Linked DNA regions of Homo sapiens: all the other regions are linked to region 3. Evidence: chromatin loops called from intact Hi-C (ENCODE). Cell type or tissue: mammary epithelial cell. All regions are shown on one strand. Region 1 has its middle 18 kb from the start of RAB12-AS1. Region 2 overlaps RALBP1 (ralA binding protein 1). Region 3 has its middle 29 kb from the start of NDUFV2. Region 4 overlaps RALBP1 (ralA binding protein 1).

The links. Peaks named below come from ENCODE experiments on the same cell type or tissue, not always from the same donor. Only the 100,000 strongest peaks of a DNase experiment are listed, where the experiment ranks them.
Region 1: it touches region 3 in a loop (12-fold over the local background); 3 of 110 quality-filtered maps call a loop at or near these places.
Region 2: it touches region 3 in a loop (9-fold over the local background); 2 of 110 quality-filtered maps call a loop at or near these places.
Region 4: it touches region 3 in a loop (15-fold over the local background); 57 of 110 quality-filtered maps call a loop at or near these places.

What each region holds. Positions count from the first base shown.
Region 1 is chr18:8,652,217-8,657,216 of GRCh38, forward strand. No RefSeq gene overlaps it. Among named protein-coding and RNA genes, the nearest start is that of RAB12-AS1, 18 kb to the left of the region's middle. In mammary epithelial cell, CTCF peaks have their summits at 2,470 (motif pointing right) and 3,022; no DNase peak of the experiment used is centred here.
Region 2 is chr18:9,536,725-9,541,724 of GRCh38, forward strand. It overlaps RALBP1 (ralA binding protein 1), which reads left to right. Exons shown (of 10, transcript NM_006788.4): 10 at 1-1,390. Among named protein-coding and RNA genes, the nearest start is that of RALBP1, 64 kb to the left of the region's middle. In mammary epithelial cell, no CTCF peak of the experiment used is centred here; DNase peaks (open chromatin) are centred at 197 and 2,757.
Region 3 is chr18:9,071,348-9,076,347 of GRCh38, forward strand. No RefSeq gene overlaps it. Among named protein-coding and RNA genes, the nearest start is that of NDUFV2, 29 kb to the right of the region's middle. In mammary epithelial cell, a CTCF peak has its summit at 2,421 (motif pointing right); a DNase peak (open chromatin) is centred at 2,534; H3K27ac peaks cover 603 bases.
Region 4 is chr18:9,514,762-9,519,761 of GRCh38, forward strand. It overlaps RALBP1 (ralA binding protein 1), which reads left to right. Exons shown (of 10, transcript NM_006788.4): 3 at 2,084-2,542. It also overlaps the pseudogene RNU2-27P. Among named protein-coding and RNA genes, the nearest start is that of RALBP1, 42 kb to the left of the region's middle. In mammary epithelial cell, a CTCF peak has its summit at 1,877 (motif pointing left); no DNase peak of the experiment used is centred here.

The sequences.
Region 1 (5,000 bases), 420 kb before region 3:
TGAACCATCATGCCCAGCGAAATTAACACAACCGATAAGCCTCTAGCCACACTCACCAAGAAATACAGAGAGAAGACGATTATCCATAACTGAAATGGAAGAGGAGAAATCATTACAGGCACTGAAGAATAATAAGGAGGCCAGTTGCAGTGGCTCATGCCTGTAATCCCAGCACTTTGGGAGGCCGAGGCGGGCAGATCATGAGGTCAGGAGATCCAGACCATCCTGACCAACATGGTGAAACCCCATCTCTCAAAAATTAGCTGGGCGTGGTGCCACATGCCTGTAATCCCAGCTACTCGGGAGGCTGAGACAGGAGAATAGCTTGAACCAGGGAGTCAGAGGTTGCAGTGAGCTGAGATTGCACCACTGCACCCCAGCCTGGCAACAGAGTAAGACTCTGTCTCAAAAAATAATAATAATAAATAATAATAAGGAAACAGCACAAACTATCCTAAGCCTATAAATTTAACAACTTAGATTAAATGGACAAATTTCCTAAAGAACACAAACTGCCAAAGCTATTTAAAAAAAAAAAAACATAGGGAACTTTCTCAACCTGGTAAATGTTACCTACAAAACAACAGCTAGCCTTATCCTTGATGGTGGAAGACTTGTCTTAACTCTAAGAATAGGAACAATACAAGGATTTTTTTAAAAAGTTAAGCATCATACTAAAGTTTATAGCCTGCAATAAGGCAAGAAGAAGAAATTAACGGAAACAAATAAATAAAACAAATAAAACTATTCGCATGATTGTCTGCATAGAAATTCACAAAGAATTTACAGCAAAGCTGTTAGAACTAATAAGTGCGTTTAGCTAGGTCACAGGATACAAGGTCAACATACAAAAATTAATTGTATTTTTATTTACTATCAATAAACACTTGAAGGTTGGATTTTTTCAAAGTACTATTTAAACAGCACGCACACACCTACACACACAACAAATTATATATGTAAGATCTACACGCTGAAGACTACAAAATTCTGATTAAAAAAATCAAAGACCTAAACAAGTGGAGAGAGATACACCAATCCAATCAAAATCCCTACAGGATTTTTTGTAGAAATCAACAAGCTAATTCTAAACTTTATATATAAAAACAAATAAACTAGAAAGGCTAAAGCAATTTTGAAGAACAACAAAGTTGGAAGATCCACACTATCTAATTTCAAGACTTAACTATAAATCGACAGTAATCAAGGCATAAGGGATAAGCCAGGGATGGTGGTGCGTGCATGTAGTCCCAGCTACTCAGGAGGTTGAGGCAGAAGGATGGCCTGGAGTTCAAGACCAGTCTGAGCAACACAGTGAGACCCTGTCTCAAAAAAAAAAAAAGAAAGAAAGAAAGAAAGAAAGAAAGAAAGAAAGAAAGAAAGAAAGAAAGAAAGAAAAGAAAAAAAATAGTGGAGAAGAAAGGATAGACATACAGATGACTGGAACAGAATAGAGTCATACATATATGGTGAATTGACTTTCAACAAGTTTGGAAAGAGGCAATTCAATGGAGAAAGGATAGATTTTTCAGTGAATAGCTGGAACAATTAGATATTCATATGTAAAAAAAATGTACCTCAATCTACGCCTTGCACTCTCTACAAAAAAGATCATAGACCTAAGCATGACACCTAAAGCTAAAAATCCTCTAGAAGAAAACAGGGAGAAATCTTTCTTTCAGCAAAGTCCTAACCCCACTTGGCTTTGTGAGGTAGGTTGATAGAATTGTTGTGACAATAAGGGAGATAGCAAAATGAAGGTTACTAACATAGTCCCTGCTCTTTTAAATATCTGTTGCTTTGTCAGTTTCCTTCTCTTTCCCCCCATGACTGATCCCAAAATAACTTACCACAGCCTATTTGACAAAAGCCAATGGAAGTATCAAGTGATTGTGAATAAATTGAATACTAAGACCCGGCTGGTCATCTCGTGAATCTAGCATTTTCATTAGGTTCTTAATTTTCCACCAGAAATGACAGCAGTCCTACCATCTGTTTGGTGCTTTTAAAACATACGGATTGCTCTTAATCAGCTACACAAATTGCCCACACTCCAAGCTGTTGAAATTGAATACCAGCTTCAAATACCTGCTGCTCAACTTTATCGAAAATCCCGTGGAGCATAGTTTGAAAGTCATACTCTCTGTTCTTTTCTTTTAGCATTATTTCCCAGGTCAAGACAGCTCAGACACAGCTGCATGAAGAAACCCATGGTCTTGACTCCAGGAATTGTCTTCTGACTTGGTGTCATGCCTTCATCCAAAATGAAACAACTTTAGGAAACCTCTCATGGAATCCATTATTACCTTTAGTGAATACACTGTAAACCTGCATTTCAACTTATTTAGTTTACTTTTTTATAGTGTGTATGTTCATTAAGCCACCTCAAATCTCTTGGGAAACTATATGGACTCTAAATAATCCTGGTGTTATAATAATCGCTGAGGAGTTGGTGCAATTATACAAAATTTCCACTAGGAGGAGGCAGAGCACGAATGATAAAAAATTCAGGTTAGACTATCATTTATACGTTGTACAATTATTTCTAAATTAGAATCTTTATTATTTTAAAAAACATACATAATTAAAATAGATCCTTTGAATATGTGGATGTGGTATAATTTAGAAGAGGAATGTAAATTTTAAAAATTATGCCCTACATTTTAGCTGCAATTTGAACAGACACAATGAATTCAGTTGGAACTCAGGGGAATTTCCCTAATTAGAAGGCTGAAGAATTTTAAGCACAAAGAAATGTTAAATGTAGACAGTGTACAATAATTTTTAAAGGTAACTCTTTTGATAACATTTATTGTTTGCTTTTTTTTTCTAGGTGCCATTTAAGGAAGACAAAACTGTATTTTATTCACTAAATCTACTTGGCATTTGCTTTTTAAACTTTAGTCATGGACTACACTCAAAGATTGTGACTCGTGACCTTGGCATATATCACAGGACCTGCTGAGGACAGGAGTGGGGGGTCTGTCAGTGACACAGCAGGGAGGGTCGTAGATAAGGAATCCACAAAAGACAGGGGTAGCCAAGGGCCACTTTCCACAAAGTGGCACTGTCCTCACAAGATTGGGAAAGTGTTTAAAGAAGACTCAGCCAGGCATGGTGGCTCATGCCTGTAATCCCAGCTCTTTGGGAAGCCAAGGAGGGCAGATCACCTGAGGTCAGAGGTTCGAGACCTGCTTGGCCAACACAGTGAAACCGTGTCTCTACAAAAAATACAAAAATTAGCTGGTGGGGTGGCAGCCACCTGTAGTCCCAGCTACTTGGAAGGCTGAGGCAGGAGAATCACTTGAACCCGCGAGGTGGAGTTGCAGTGAGCCAAGATCGCACCACTGCACTCCAACCTGGGCAACAGAGCAAGACCCCGTCTCAAAAAAAAAAAAAGAAGAAGAAGAAGAAGATTCAGCACTCTCAAGTGCAGTGTCAGCAGCAAAAAAGCAGGGAGTATCAAAAAGTCTCTGCAAAGGAAAAAGAGGGAGAATCGAGTAGATGCTCTAATGAATTCTGTACGTAGATAGCCTGGGCAAGGATACCATAGAGTTGGGATCTAACTAACACCAGCTAGAAGAGAGCATGATTTCTCTTGCTATCTGATGATAGGCAAGTAATGATTAGGTTTAGGGAGTCAGGAAAGGATACTAACTTTGCTCCAGTTCTCTCCTGGGCAATGGAGATTAGGCAGAGGGTATGCTTGGAGAGGCCTTTGTGGGGTGAGCAGGGGCAGGTGGTAAGAAATAAGAGTTGAGAAAAAGACAGTTCTCTCCTGGCCTCTTAGTGGGGAACAATCAGGGAAGCCAGCTGTGGCTCCCAGGGGCCCAGGGTCCTCTGGGCTGGGGGAACCAGGGCTTCTCAAGGGCGAGTTCCTCTGGGGGGTTTTGGTTTGGTTCTGTTTTGTATTGGTAAGCTGTCGTTGCAGTATAACATACATAAAGAAAAGAACACAAATCATGAGTTGTTCAACTGATAAATTTTCCTCACGATGACTGTATTCACGCCCGGGACAAGAAAAGGATCAGAACCTCAAGAGTGCCCTTGCACGCCCTTCTAACCCCCTGGATTAGGTTGCTGGGTTGTGAACTTGACAGAAATGAACCATACATGGAGCGCTCTTTCAGGTCGGCTTCTTTTGCTCAGCACGATGTTTGTGGGAGTCACCCGTGTTGTTGCAGGAAGCTGTAGTATGCTCAGCCTCCTTCCTTGGCAGCTGGGCTTCCCTAGACAGTCATTGGAAGAGAGTAGCAGATGCCAACACCATTGCTAGGAGCCATTCCAAGAATCAAAGGCTCAAGTTAAACTCAATCCAATGAATATGTGACTTTGTGTTTTACCGGACAACTGTTTGCAGCATCTTCCCATAGAGTGTTCCTTTAGATTGTGGTCTAAATGATTGATTGGCATAATAAGAATGATTCCTTTGGGAGGCCAAAGTGGGCAGATCACTTGGATCAGAAACTAGCTTGGCCAACATGGTGAAACCCCGTCTTTACTAAAAAAACAAAAAAATTAACTAGACATGGTGTCATGTGCCTGTAATCCCAGCTACTCTGGAGGCTGAGGCAGAAGGATCGCTTGGACCCGGGTGGCAGAGGTTGCAGTGAGCTGAGATCGTGCCACTGCACTCCAGCCTGGGTGACAGAGAGTCTCTCTCAAAAGGAAAAAAAAAAAAAGGAACGATTCATATATGGCTAATGATTTGATACCAAATGAGCCCAGACAGGCACTACACAGAACCTCGGCCTTGTTTTCACTGTTTTGGAAATAATAACATTGGTTCTGCTCACTTTCTGCTCGGATGAATTCACAGAGAAAGTTAACACTGGCCGTGGTCACTCAGAAGTTAGGGCTTTTCAGTTAGCCCCTGTGAGATCGTCAGGAAGGCTAGAGACTGTGTTGGTCGTGGCCCCTCTGACTCAAGTTATAATGTGTGTTCACACTCCTGGCAGGCTGTCCACACATCCTCCTAATCACTTCACAGTGAGGGCCCG
Region 2 (5,000 bases), 470 kb after region 3:
ATGTTGTTCAAACCAGAAATCTTTTAAACGACTGACCTTCCTTAAAAACAGAATGACTCCGATTGCTTGCTTGGGCTAGAATGTACACGTCTCCTTGCCTGAATAAGCCATATATATGCTCTTAAACAAAAGTTTGAAATTATCCATATCATCTCAGTGAACCTACTGGTGGACTCCCAATTGACAAGATTGAGCAATAGAAAAAAATTCCTTTCCTTTGAATGATAGCTGTGATTCACCCCACCCCATTTTCTTGTTTCTGGTCCATCCGATGAGACGGATGCTCTGATGCTCTGAGGCTTCTGGGAGGCTGGGCCCTGGAGGCAACGTGCTGCAGGCGCACTCTGTCAGAGTGAACAGCACCGCGAGACAGGCCAGGCTCGTGGCTCGGAAGACAAACCCCACACACACTCAAGGGGTCGAAAACAAACCCCACACGAGGGCTCTCACCTCCTTCTCCTAGGTAGTATTTATTTTCAGCACCTGTTTGATGCAGTTTTTAATCCTCTACCTATTGCACTGTTGTGACTCGTTGGCCATTATTTGATTTTTGTACGAAAAAAAGCTTTGTTATAGAAATCAGCATACTATTTTTTTAAATCTGGAGAGAAGATATTCTGGTGACTGAAAGTATGGTCGGGTGTCAGATATAAATGTGCAAATGCCTTCTTGCTGTCCTGTCGGTCTCAGTACGTTCACTTTATAGCTGCTGGCAATATCGAAGGTTCCTTTTTTGTTTGTGTAAACTCTAATTTCTATCAAGGTGTCATGGATTTTTAAAATTAGTATTTCATTACAAATGTCTCAGCATTGGTTAACTAATTTTTGCCAGGACCATTATTGATCAAGCAAATAAATTCAACAGCCATTTGGGAAAAAGAAAAGCTTCTAGTTTTTTTGTACACATTCTTTCTGTGAGGAGATTGAGTACTCTGCAGCTGGCGAGGAGTTGGTTGAGGCACTTCTTCAAGGCCAAGGGGGAACACAGTGTTTTGTTTCCAGCTCACTTTGTACCCCTCACCTCTGCAGACACGGGGAGAACCCCGGACCCCTGGCATGCATGCTGGCGGCGGCATGCCTCCCTTCCACAAGCCCATGCTGCTGCAGAGGGAGCCTGTGTTTGCAAAACCCAGTGGACTGGGCTGGGTCTGCTGTCTGAGCAGCTCCTGGCTCCGGTGGGAACTGCACACAAGTCCACTGGCCTGGCTTGGCCCCAGGCATTGCAATTGACAGACATTTGCATTTCATACGGTAAATGAGGACTCAGCACAGCCAACCATAATCAGCATGTCTGGGATAGACTGGTCTAGAATAAAAATGAAGTTTCCATTGCTTTGTTTGCTTTAAAAATTCCACAATTAAAATATCTGTCATTGAAAGCTTAGACAAACAGCTGACTTCTCTGTTTTGTGTAGTTAAATCTATAATGTTAAATTTATATAGCTAAATTCTCCTTGATGGAAAGTCTCAAACGCCCTGATGGGGTACATTTAGCATTGGGGATCTGGAGATACTGAGGTGTGAGACCTGAGGTCACCTCCCAAGATGGGCTCTAGTGCTGTGTGATCTTTTTTTTTTTTCACTGCAGCTGTTTCTGTGAAGAGCACATTGCTTGTTATGTATTAGGATATCTTAAGAACAAACACACCTTCTGCGTCCAGCCAGGCTGAGCAAGATGCAGCCTGGGCTTTCTGGAGCTCTCGATGGGGACCCGTGCCCAATTCCATGTGTTCAGCCTCAGCCCTGGCCCATGGTTCTCATGAGGGATAGAAGGAAAAGCCGGAGTCAATTAGCAGGCAGAGGCTTCAGCATAAGATCCCACAGCTTTTAGGGAAGGTGGGCAGTGCCCCCTGGAATGTTCTAGACTAGATCCCAGGAGACCCAGGAGACGTGATAGCAAGCCTGGGCAGAGGAGGGGGCAGAAAGCCCTTAAATGCCACATGTAGGGGCTCTTTTGCAGAGCAGGAAGAGTACTGCTGCCCGTCACATGCCGGGTCCTCCGAACCTGCAAAGTGATGGATGCTCATTCTCTGCATTCTGGTGACTTTGCTGTTACTAGACAAGCATGATTCAACAGGTGTTCAGTTCAGCCCCAGCAGATCTCGGACATCCGACCTCTGCTCCCACCGCCTAGCTCAAGTGTCAAGTGCTGTGACCGGACATCGTGCTGAGCTGTTCCCGGGTCTCGTGCTAGAAACTGGCTTCTAGACAAACAGTGCGGGTACTGGAAGGAACGTGGACTTTAGGCAGGAAAGGCTTTTTTTATTTGTTTGTTTTTGGAGACAGAGTCTCACTCTGTTGCCCAGGTTGGAGTGCAGTGGTGTGATCTCAGCTCACTGCAACCTCTGCCTCCCAGTTCAAGCAATTCTCCTGCCTCAGCCTCCCAAGTAGCTGGGACTACAGGTGCACACCACTACCATGCCTGGCTAATTTTTTGTATTTTAGTAGAGACGGGGTTTTACCGTATTGCTCAGGCTGGTCTTGAACTCCTGAGCTCAGGCAATCCACCCACCTCGGCCTCCCAAAGTGCTGGGATTATAGGCTTGAGCCACCGCACCCAGTGTAGGCAGGAAAGTCTGGGTTTTCTTCATAACCTTCAAAAGCAGTCTTGTTGAACTTCAGTTTTTTCATTGGCAAAATGGTGGAGATAATCTTGATTTCCAAAGGCTGCTTAGATAAATAATGGCTAGTAAGTACCTGGCATAGGGCTTTTGGCGTCATACTCCAATTCATTTTCCCTACAGGACATGATCCGTGACTTAGTCATCATGTTATTAACATTAAACTTTATAGTGCAGAGATGAGTCGGGGAAGAAAGAACGTAGCATTCTTTAAGATGCAGGTTTCATTTCTCAGCCTCAAGGCTCAGCTACAGAATAAGCTGTGGCCCGACTGCCTGCCTACCATTTTACAGACGGGAGACTGAGGCTCAGAGCAGTGACATGGCCTGCATGGGTCACTATTGCCCCCACTGTCGCGCACATCCCTGAGACTGAGGGAATGAAGCGTTTGTGGGGGTACCCTGGGCTCAGAGGTTCCTGCGGGATCAAAATTGCTGCATCTGGGAGGGAAAGCAGGCGTGATCTGTGTCTGATATGGAGGTGCCAGCGGGGCCCCTGCCTGTGGGGCCAGAGCCTGGGTACCAGAAGGCGATGCTGAACGCTGCAGCTACAATTAGAGCAAGAAGCTCCCCTTTGGAAGGGCAGCTCTAGCCTTCTGAAAAGGGTCACACCAGCAGTTCTTGAGTTTCTCATGTGGGGATAAAAACCCTCATATCATCTCACTACTGTTAAGACTGTTCCAATGACAGAGAGCAGTCGGAGAGAAGGAATGGGAAGTTCTCTCGAATGAGGAGGGTTGAGTTCTGCCTCACGCATACTGCACCACAGGCTGGCGAGGCCAGGAAGGAACTCCCTGAAGAGGGAGCCATGGTGGAGAGCTCGGCAGGCTCACACCTGCCCACTTAGGCTGACCTTGCTGTAGGGAGGCCATGGAAGGTACAGGACTCTCCCTTACATCAGAATTTCAGATCAACGATGGATGTTTTCTTAGTGTAACTGTAAGTATGTCCCACGCAACTGCAGTTGAATTGAGTGTCCTGTATTTTGACTCGTGAACTCTGTCCACGCTGTGAAAGGTGACTGTGATCTTGAGTGCTGCACAGATAAGGAGTCCTTGTTATTTGAGGGAAACAGAACACCCAAAGCAGGTGAATGTCGGGCAGAATCCAAGAAACTGAAGGGATCGAGTAGGTCCAGCTGGGGAGGGGAAGGAAGGACTCAGCATTGACAAGGTTTGGCTCTTTGCCTCAAATTAAAATTGTGGGGAGATTCACCAATCAAGCGTACAGCCTCCTACTGATCCCTGCAGGCCACCTACCACTCGCAAAGGGACACGGCTTGCTAGTAAAAGACTGAGCCAAGCGGATGGGTCTGGGGCAGCTGTGCCCTGTCCATGACTGACCCTGGCTGCCCCCAGGGTGGCAGTGATGCCGCAGCAGCCACTACAGCCACAAGCTGTGACCCCCACAAGCCGTGACCACCACAAGCCATGACGACCACTAGTGGTCATGTGGGCTTTGACATGTAGAGTTTGGAAGTGCTGATTTGCAGCCAAGGAAGTAAAATATAAATATTAAATGTTTAAAATCTCTGATCATTGTGGGTTAAGATATCAAAATTATGCAAAGAGTTTAACGTGGCAAAGATAAAATCCTACACCAACAGACTGCATTATGGCTTCAGTCTCAGGAAGGCCAGGTCTCTTGGCCCCACCCCAGACCTATGGAATCTGAATCTGCATTTGAACCAAGTCCCCAGGTGACTTAGCCACATGTTAACTTTTGGAAAACAGGCACCAGGCCGGGTGCGGTGGCTCATGCCTGTAATCCCAGCACTTATGGGAGGCTGAGGCGGGTGGATCACGAGGTCCAGAGATCGAGACCAACCTGGCCAACATGGTGAAACCCTGTCTCTACTGAAAATACAAAAATTAATTAGCCAGGCGCGGCACCGTGCACCTCTAATCCTAGCTACTCAGGAGGCTGAGGCAGGAGAATTGATTGAACCCGGGAGGCAGAGGTTGCAGTGAGCCGAGATTGTGCCTCTGCACTCCCACCTGGGCAACAGAGTGAGACTCCATCTCAAAAAAAAAAAAAAAAAAGGAAACTTTCTAAATGTCCAACAACATTTCACTAGATACTTAAAAGCTACAACAGAAAAACCAGGAAAATCTCAGTAAATGACCATCCAGGAAGGTGGGCCAGCAGTCTTACAGTGTCCACCCCTGTTATCCCTTGGCCTTTTGCCCAGCCAGTGGGACAAGCCCCTATTCTAGCCTGAGCTTGCTAGGGCTCCCCTTTCCTTGTGGATGCCCTCCTGGCTCCCTCTCCCTCCCCTCAGCATCTGCCTGTGGGATGTTCCCTGCGGAACTTCCTCTTGTCCACGCTGAATTCCTCACGGTGCTGGAGGACCAGCTTGCGCTCTCCTGTCCACGGCCGG
Region 3 (5,000 bases):
GGAGTTCGAGACCAGCCTGACCAACACTCAAAATACAAAAATTAGCCAGGCGTGGTGGCGGGCACCTGTAGTCCCAGCTACTCAGGAGGTTGAGGCAGGAGAATCACTTAAACCTGGGAGGCAGAAGCTTCAGTGAACTGAGATAGTGCCACTGCACTCCAGCCTGGGTGAGAGAGCAGTACTCTGTCTCAAAAAAAAAAAAAAAAAAGGAAATATATATATATGATATATTCTATATCTAGAATATATATATAGAATATATCATTCTATATATAAAAACCTGTTTATATACAAGAAAACCTAATTCATTTGAAATACAAGGAGGATTTTAGCTTTAGTTTGATTTTTTAGAACAATAGAACAGAAGCTTCTAAACATTTTTGAACTTGACCTACAGAAAGAAAAGCCCTTTACATCATGCCTCAGTATACACAAATACACATGTGTGCAACAGAAGTTTCACAGAGCAACACTTACTCTACCTGTGAGAAGCACTCTGACATTTTGTTCTATTTTATTTTATTTTATTTATTTTTGAGACGGAGTCTCACTCTGTCACCCAGCTGGAGTGCAGTGGTGCAATCTTGTCTCACTGCAGCCTCCGCCTCCTAGGTTCAAGTGATCCTCCCACCTCAACCTCCCTAGTAGCTGAATTACAGACATGCACTACCACACCCAGCTAATTTTTGTATTTTTAGTAGAGACAGGGTTTCAGCAAGTTGGCCAGGTTGGTCTCGAACTGCTGATTTCAAGTGATCCACCCACCTTAGCCTCTCAAAGTGCTGGGATTACAGGCATGAGCCACCATGCCCAGCCCCTTCTGACATTTTAGATTCTAGTCTAATCTTTCTCTTTTTTTATTTTTGTTCATAGTCTTCCTTAATTATCTTTAAAAAAAAAAAAGTGGTAAAAACGTAACATGAGCTCCATCCTCTTCACAGGTTAAGTGTACAATACAATGTTGTAAACTATAGGCACAATGTTGCACAGCAGATCTCTAGAACTTATTCATCTTTAATAACTGAAATTGTATCCCCTTGAACAACTCCCCATTCCCCCTTCCCCAGCCTTCCCCAGTAGCAATCACCATTGTACTCCTGGCTTCCATGAGTTTGACTATTTTAGATATCTCCGGTAAGTGGGACCATACAGTGGAAAACAGTAAAGAGGTTCTTCAAATCATTTTTTATTTAATTAATTAATTAATTTATTTGTTGAGACACGGTCTCACTCAGTCACCCAGGCTGGAGTGCCATGGTGTGATCTGGGCTCACTGCACCCTCCATCTCCCAAGTTCAAGCGATTCTCCTGCCTCAGCCTCCCAAGGAGCTGGGATTCCAGGCATACACCACCACGCCCAGCTAATTTTTCTATTTTTACTAGAGACAGGGTTTCGACATGTTGGCCAGGCTGGTCTCGAACCCCTGACCTCAGGTGGTCCACCCGCCTCGGCCTCCCAAAGTGATGGGATTACAGGTGTGAGCCATCACGCCTGGCCTCTTCAAATCATTTCAAATAGATCTGGCCGGGTGTGGTGACTCACACCTGTAATCCCAGCACTTCGGGAGGCCGAGGCGGGCGGATCACCTGAGGTCAAGAGTTTGAGACCAGCCTGGCCAACATGGCAAAACCCTGTCTCTACTGAAAATACAAAAATTAGGCTGGGCTCAGTGGCCCACGCCTGTAATCCCAACACTTTGGGAGGCCAAGGTGGGCGGATCACGAGGTCAGGAGATCGAGACCAGCCTGGCCAACATGCTGAAACCCCGTCTCTACTGCAAATACAAAAATTAGCCAGGTGTGGTGGTGCGTGCCTGTAGTCTCAGCTACTCAGGAGGCTGAGACAGGATAATCACTTGAACTCAGGAAGCGGAGTTTGCAGTGAGCCGAGATCGAGCCACTGCACTCCAGCCTGAGTGACAGAGCAAGACTGCGTCTCAAATAAATAAATAAACAAATAAAATAGATCTTTCCTTTTTTTGATGCTGCTCATATTGATATCAGGATCCACTAATACGTTGTTTCTACAACAATGGAACCTGAAGCCTGGGTCTAGCATTGTTTTGCCTGAAATGACACAGTATAGTAATTAAAGGTTCAAAAGTAAATAGGAAAGACAGAGAAGGAGAAAAAGAGAAATTTAAAAACTTAATTACTGACGGCTACTCAGTGGAAATATTACCACCTTTATGCATTTTTAATTCTTGAAGAGATGCCATTTATAAATGCTGCTTATTTTTTCCTACAGGCTGATCGAAGATGATGAAATGCCACATTCGCTTCAGTAAACAGACATCTCAAAGTCCAAAGGAAACAAACTCAAAGGTTAGTTCATTTGTGTCTCAAATAATATTCATCAGCTGGTTTGCTAACTAGGGCAAGTCTCTCTGAAGCAAATGCACGAAGGAACGCGGGTATCATTATCCACTAGGTGGCAATATAGAACAGGAGTAGCCTTAGCCTTAGCCTGTTTACTGACACGTGGGTGGTGTGAACCGCAAAAGAATTTCGAAATCCAGGACTCCCCAGTAATTCACATGGATTCAGACTGAAAGTTTACTCAGCGCTCCTGGCATGTTTCTGCCCTTTCTTGGAACAGCCCTGAATTTCAGCTTCATTCTTGCTGACGGGCTGGTATTTAAAATTAGTAATATCCCTGGCTACTTCCTTGTGGCAATGTAGATGAACTGTTGCTGTGTAAAGTCAGAGCCATAGTGTTGCCTGTATTTATTAATGATCTACAAGGTAAGCATATGCCGTGAAGGTTTTATCTCTCGCCCCCTACCATCTAACAGCTTAAAAATACTGAGTTCCTCACATCATTCCCATTACTAACGATTTTCATATTTCTTTTATTTTTATTTTTATTTTTATTTTGAGACAGAGTCTCACTCTGTCGCCCAAGCTGGAGTGCAGTGGCACGATCTTGGCTCACTGCAACCTCTGCCTCCCGGGTTCAAGTGATCCTCCTTCCTCAGCCTCCCAAGTAGCTGGGACTACAGGCACGTGCCACCACACCCAGCTAATTTTTGTATTTTTAGTAGAGATGGGATTTCACCATGTTGGCCAGGATGGTCTCAATCTCTTGACCTCGTGATCTGCCCGCTTCGGCCTCCCAAAGTGCTGGGATTACAGGCGTGAGCCACCATGCCCAGCCCAATTTCTATATTTCTCAGTTGCTCTGCAAATTGTAAAGTCACTGGACATATTTGATTAACATTTTGGTTCTTGTTGTTCAACTGAAAAGGATGGTCTTCTCAAGTACATATTGGCAAGACATTTTCCCTGCAAGAACTAATAGTTGATAAGTTAGAAATGTATCATAAACAAAAATGTACATTTTATGCAATGTGATCATATTCTTTTGAAATAACCACATGTATGAGAGATTAAAATCCCCACAGGTAACGCTTGTTCATAAAATTTCTTTATATTAACTTAGAAGTTTTACTTATTTTATAATATTTTTTGAAGTAGCTAAAGAGAAGACATTTATAAATGATTTTCTCTTGCTAATTTATGACATTTTTATATCATCTGAATCTTTATGAATACATATTACTTTTACAAACAGAAAAATAAAAGTGTTTTGTTATAGAATAATACATAACTATGAGAGAAAAACATGAATTTTAGTATGGCACAACCTAGAAAGTTATTACTAATGAGTCACATAATTTAAGTGCTAAGTTCATCTTGACCATGAATTGCTGATTTTGGAAATATTTTTGAATTTAGGTCACTTCTACCTATTCTTATCTATAATTAAGCATTCTTCTCAAAGTAGAAAGATCAAGTTGCTCATTATTCTTACTGTGAATACAATTAGTAAGACACCTAATAGTAGCACTTTCAGTTGTTAAAAACAGCAAAACCAGTATATCTAATATTTTTTGTTATTCTTTACACCACACAGTAACTCACATCCATGTGGTGGTTCACAGGTTTATAGCATAAGAAGCATTCTCACTTACCTCTGCACCTTTCGTATTCCTAATAGATGTATGAAATGGGTGGGGCATCTATAGAGACTCTAAGATACAAACTTCTCCATGTAAGACCATACATCTACGCAGTCACAGAGCCGGGGAAGAACTAATCATTGATTCCGACTCAAGCTATTTGCCTTTCATTTCTGTGGGCCTGAAGCCTGTACCCATGAATGCTCCATACATGTTGATGAGGAAGAGGATGCCTTTTTACCAGGCATTCAATGTACTAGATGCTCTTTGTTGCTTTTTCTTCATCTGCACGTGGGGAATGAGCTGGAGGGCGTGAAGAGGAGCACAGAAGGACAAGAGTAACCCAGAACAGACTGTGAGCACCCGTAATGCTCTCACTCCCAATGTGGAATGGGTTCTTCATAACAGCTCTGGGAGCATGGCAATATAGGTCTTATTCATGCTGAATCTTTTTTTTTTTTTTTTTTTTTTTTTTGAGACTGGCTTTCACTCTGTTGCCCAGGCTAGAGTGCAGTTGCACAATCATGTTTCACTGCAGCCTGGACCTCCAAGGCTCAAGCAAGCCTCTCACCTCAGCCTCCCAGGTAGCACCACCACGCCCAGCTAATTTTTGTGTATTTTTTGTAGAGACTGGGTTTCACCATATTGCCCAAGCTGGTCTCGAACTCCTGGGCTCAAGTGATCTGCCCGCCTCAGCCTCCCAAAGTGCTGGGATTATAGGTTTGAGCCTCTGCTTCCAGCCCATGCTAAATCCTAATGCCATATTCATTTATCACATTGTCCATTACCTTTCAAATTCTATGACAGCATAGCCATGTGTTCATTCAATTGTGAAGTATTTGTTGAGCATCTTCTAAGCACCAGGGACTATGTTCGATGCTGAGTCCAAAGTTGAGAGCAGCAGACAGGCTCCCTGCCTACGTGGAGTTTGGAGTCTAGCAGGAGAGAGACATTACATAAAAAAGCACAAAGACACATAATTACTAATTCTACGGGGAAACAAAAGAAGAGGCTTTATGAGAGACACTAGCAGGAAAG
Region 4 (5,000 bases), 440 kb after region 3:
GATCACGGGTCACTGCAACCTCTGCCTCCCAGGTTCAAGTGATTCTCCTGCCTCAGCCTCCCAAGTAGCTGGGATTACAGGCACCCGCCACCATGCCTGGCTAATTTTTGTATTTTTAGTAGAGACAGGGTTTCACCATGTTGGTGAGGCTGGTCTCAAACTCTTGACCTCAAGTGATCTGCCCACCTCAGCCTCCCAAAGTGCTGGGATTACAGGTGTGAGCCACCCTGCCTTGCCAGTTTAACAGAGTTTAATTGAGCAAAGAACGATTAGGGAATCCAGTAGCCCCTAAACCAGAATAGATTTAGAGCGACTCTGGGGCTGCCACATGGTCACGTAATATTTATGGACGGAAAATGTAAAGTGACACACAGAAAACAGAAGTGAGGTACATAAACAGCTGGATTGGTTATAGCATGGCATTAGCCTTATTTGAGCAGTTTGAACAGTTGCCCCCCTGTGATTGGCCAAAACTCTGTAATTGGTACAAGAGTAGATTACAGTCTGTGTACACATCCAGTTAGGTTACAGTTCCCTATGTTCGGAGAAACCTTTAGGCCAAACTTAAAATACATGAGGAGGCAGCTTTAACCTAACATGTTTGTTAGATTGATTCATGTTATTCCATGTGGCAGTAATTTGTTCATCTTTGCACTAGATATTGTTTCATTGCATTATATGTTAGAGTTTATTAATCTCTTCTACTTTTGTTGCTTGTTTGGGTGGTTTTCAGTTTTTGACTGTTATGAATAGTGCTTCTGTGGTGTACATGTTTTTGTATTTCTGTTATGTTTATGCCTGGGAGTGGAATTGCTCATTTGTAGGCCATGTGTATTTCAGCTTCAGTAGATCCCTGCAAAACAGTCTTCCAGAATGCTTGTACCAGTTTACCTTCTCACCAGCAATGTATGAATATTCCACTTGCTAAAGCATCATGGTATTTTGTCCTTAAGATTCTTGCCATTCTGGTTGGTGTGGGGTACATGGTATTTTAGTTAGAGGGTAACTTAGGAAATAGCTGTTATCTTTTATATAATAGCTTGCAAGGTAGCTAGCTAAGGAAAAGAATTAGGAGAGTTACAGATATTAAAAAAAAAAACAACAAAACCAAACTATGACAACTCTGACATGGTTGGTAAAGCAATTGGGCACATTTGTCAGTGTGTGAAAAACCAGAGGTTTCTGATGCAGGGAAGTGGGCCCAGTGGATTTGGCCACCATCTAAAGATGAGGGAATTTCTCAGTTCAATCCTCTACTTAAAAGAGTCTGCAGTTCCTGCTGCAGTCTCCATAAAGAACTTAGCAGCTGGTGACAGGAGAGTGAAGTGTCATAGGAGAATAACTGAAACACATAAACAGTAGTGCAGTTCGTCATTCTCTGAGATTGCCTAAAGTTATAGGCTAGGCAGCACTTAGCTGGAAAAGCTAGGGTAGGTAAAGTGAACACAGGTTGAGTATCCCTATTCCGAAAATCCAAAATGCTACAAAATCTGAATCTTTTTGAGCACTGGCATGACACTTGGAGGAAATGCTCATTGGAGCATTTTGGATTTCAGATTTTTTGGGTTAGAGATGTTGAACTGGTATAATGCAAATATCCAGAAAAATCTGAAATTTGAAACACTTCTGGTCTCAAGTATTTCAGATAAGGGATACTCAACCCGTAGTATGTTAGAGGACACGACTCACGTGATGAAAGGATGCTCGGTCTACTTTAGAAAAGGATTCATTCCATTAGCCCTCTATGTAGAGCCTTTCAGGTGTATCTCTAATGTTTGGTTTGCCTGAATTCCACTTACACACATATGTAATATAAACCCTGTTTCCCCTCCTAATATTGTAAGGATGGTAACTGCTATCTATTTGTCCCCCTCTTGTGGTCAAGAGATGTCACTGCAACATCTCTTTTTGAGAAGAAACCCATTTCTTTGCTGGGAGTGCCCAGGAGGAATTGGCCAAGAAGTGAAAAGCTAGATTAGCTGGTGCCAGGTGGCACCGTTTTTTGGTTCTGTTTTTAGAAAGCATATGGACAGTTTGACATTAAACAAACATATAACTTATACTGTCTCTGTTTCTTTGGCAGCTGAAGGCTATGCAGCCTTTCAGGAAGATAGCTCTGGAGATGAGGCAGAAAGTCCTTCTAAAATGAAGAGGTCCAAGGGAATCCATGTTTTCAAGAAGCCCAGCTTTTCTAAAAAGAAGGAAAAGGATTTTAAAATAAAAGAGAAACCCAAAGAAGAAAAGCATAAAGAAGAAAAGCACAAAGAAGAAAAACATAAAGAGAAGAAGTCAAAAGACTTGACAGCAGCTGATGTTGTTAAACAGTGGAAGGAAAAGAAGAAAAAGAAAAAGCCAATTCAGGAGCCAGAGGTGCCTCAGATTGATGTTCCAAATCTCAAACCCATTTTTGGAATTCCTTTGGCTGATGCAGTAGAGAGGACCATGATGTATGATGGCATTCGGCTGCCAGCCGTTTTCCGTGAATGTATAGATTACGTAGAGAAGTATGGCATGAAGTGTGAAGGCATCTACAGAGTATCAGGTACTGGGAATGTGCACTTCACTTGATGGTTTTTAATAATAACTTCAGTTTCATTTTTCGAAGGAAGAAAAATTATTGTGAGGAAAATTTGGCCTGGATCCTAAGCCTTATTCATTTCCTTGATCCTACCAGTTGCACAAAAATCCACCCCTCTCCCCAGCCTTTCTTTGGTGTTCTGGCATTTGTTTTTTTAATATTTCCTTCCATTAGGAGGATTTCACGTTAGTTGTTCATAGCTTGCAGCAGCCAGGACTAAAACAAAGTGAAGTATACTGGCAGCATTGCTTAACAGGGCTGCATTCAGACCCTGCTTTTTTTTTTCTTTTGTTTGTTTGTTTTTTTGAGACAGAGTCTCGCTCTGTTGCCCAGGCTGGAGTGCAGTGGCGTGATCTCGGCTTACTGCAACCTCTGCCTCCTGGGTTCAAGCGATTCCCCTGCCTCAGGCTCCTGAGTAGCTGGGATTACAGGCGCCTGCCGCCACACCCAGCTAATTTTTGTATTTTTAGTAGAGGCAGGGTTTCACCATGTTGGTCAGGCTGGTCTCGAACCCCTGACCTCAGATGATCTGCCCTCCTCGGCCTCCCAAAGTGCTGGGATTACAGGAGTGAGCCACCACTCCCAGGCGCCTGCTTTTTTTTTTTTTTTTTTCTTTCCTCTCTAAGCAGAGGCTCAGTGGTATGAGGGCCATCAGCAAGAAAAGAAAGGTTAACTGTGTGAAGGAAGCTTCTTGGCCAAGAGACACGTTTATGGACACAGTCATATAATGCATTTCCTTAGCTCAGCTAAGAGGCATGACATGGTTTTGGTTTTGGTTTTCTTGGTGCGCGGTTCTTAGAGTTAGTGCAGTACCCGGTCAATACATGGAGTGGTCCAAGCAAGCTTCTGTTCCATCTCCCTGCTCCAGAAATCCTAGAACAGATACTACACCCAACTTTAGCCAAAAGACCAAGAAGCAGTAAATGTTTAGGCCCCACATGTGAATGCTTTGGTCAGCTACATGCAACTATTACGTATATTAGCAAAATGGATTTTCTATTTATCTTTATTCCATATGTATACAAATTAAATTTCATACTTGGAAAGAATGTGTTTTGATTGGGTATCTAAATCAAGCAATATGTATATTATTTAAAAGTAAAAAGATTTCTTAGAAAGCGGTATGACTTTTATACCAGGATAGGATGAAAGCCCTGACCTGTAGCAGCATCTGTGTTCCAAATTATTACATTCCCATTATTCAGTGTCTTGGTACCTCATCAGTTTCTGTTTAGAGATTTGTTTTATAAAGTTAATTGTTGGCTGAGGCAGGAGGATCACTTGAACCCAGGAGTTTGAGGCTGCAGTGAGCCATGATCGTACCACTGCACTCCAGCCAGGGCGAGATTGAGACCTTGTCTCAAAAATAATAATAATAATACTTGTTGGTCACAAGTACTTTCATGATGAGTTGTTAAGTCATACACATGTGGAATATATAGAGAGATAGACTTAGTTTTTTCATTTAGTTGGTTCATACGCAATTCTAGAAGGTAGATTTGATACTTAAGTTTTGCTGAGAAAGGGCAGATATTTTTGATAATTGGGAAAACCGTTACATAATCCACTAGATTACATGCCATTATTTAAGAGTATTTTTGGTAAAATGTTACTTTTTTATAGAAAATTAAATAAATTAGGCATTGAATTTGAGTTTATAACTCCTTAGTATTATATAAATATATTTAAACAAATATTTGATTTTTATGAATAATTGGCTAGGCATGGTAGCTCACGCCTGTAATCCCGGCACTTTGGGAAGCCGAGGTGGGCAGATCACGAGGTCAGGAGATTGAGACCATCCTGGCCAACATGGCGAATCCCTGTCTGTACTAAAATACAAAAAATTAGCCAGGAGTGGTGGCGCACGCCTGTAGTCCCAGCTGCTTGGGAGGCTGAGGCAGGAGAATAGCTTGAACCCGGGAGGCAGGGGTTGCAGTGAGCAAAGATCGCGCCACTGCACTCCAGCCTGGCAACAGAGCAAGATTCTGTCTCAAAAAAAAAAAAAATAAATAAATAATAATAATAATATACTGAATTGAGTTTTAAACATTTAAACATTAATAACATAAGTTGCTTCTCTCACATGGTCTTAATAGCCATGAATTAGTTTTGTTTTAGGTAAAAGTTTTTCTGAAAATTTTCCACAGCTTTGTTCAAAGGATTCTTTTTGTCTCTGACCTACTTTTAATGTCTGCATTTTTTTTGGAAATTCAGAGTCATAGAACTCTTCTCTGTGTGTAAAAGCATTCAGACAGAGCTGCTGCCCATCCTTGCAACAGCTAGGGGCTGAACTCCTGCTCTGCTGAGTTTTGGGTTTATTCTCTAACCTGTGGCAATGTGCTGTAGTCAGCCCGACTTATGCTACTGTCATGGACAGTGCTAATAATAATACTGCCTTTTGCTGGAGATGTTAGTTCTC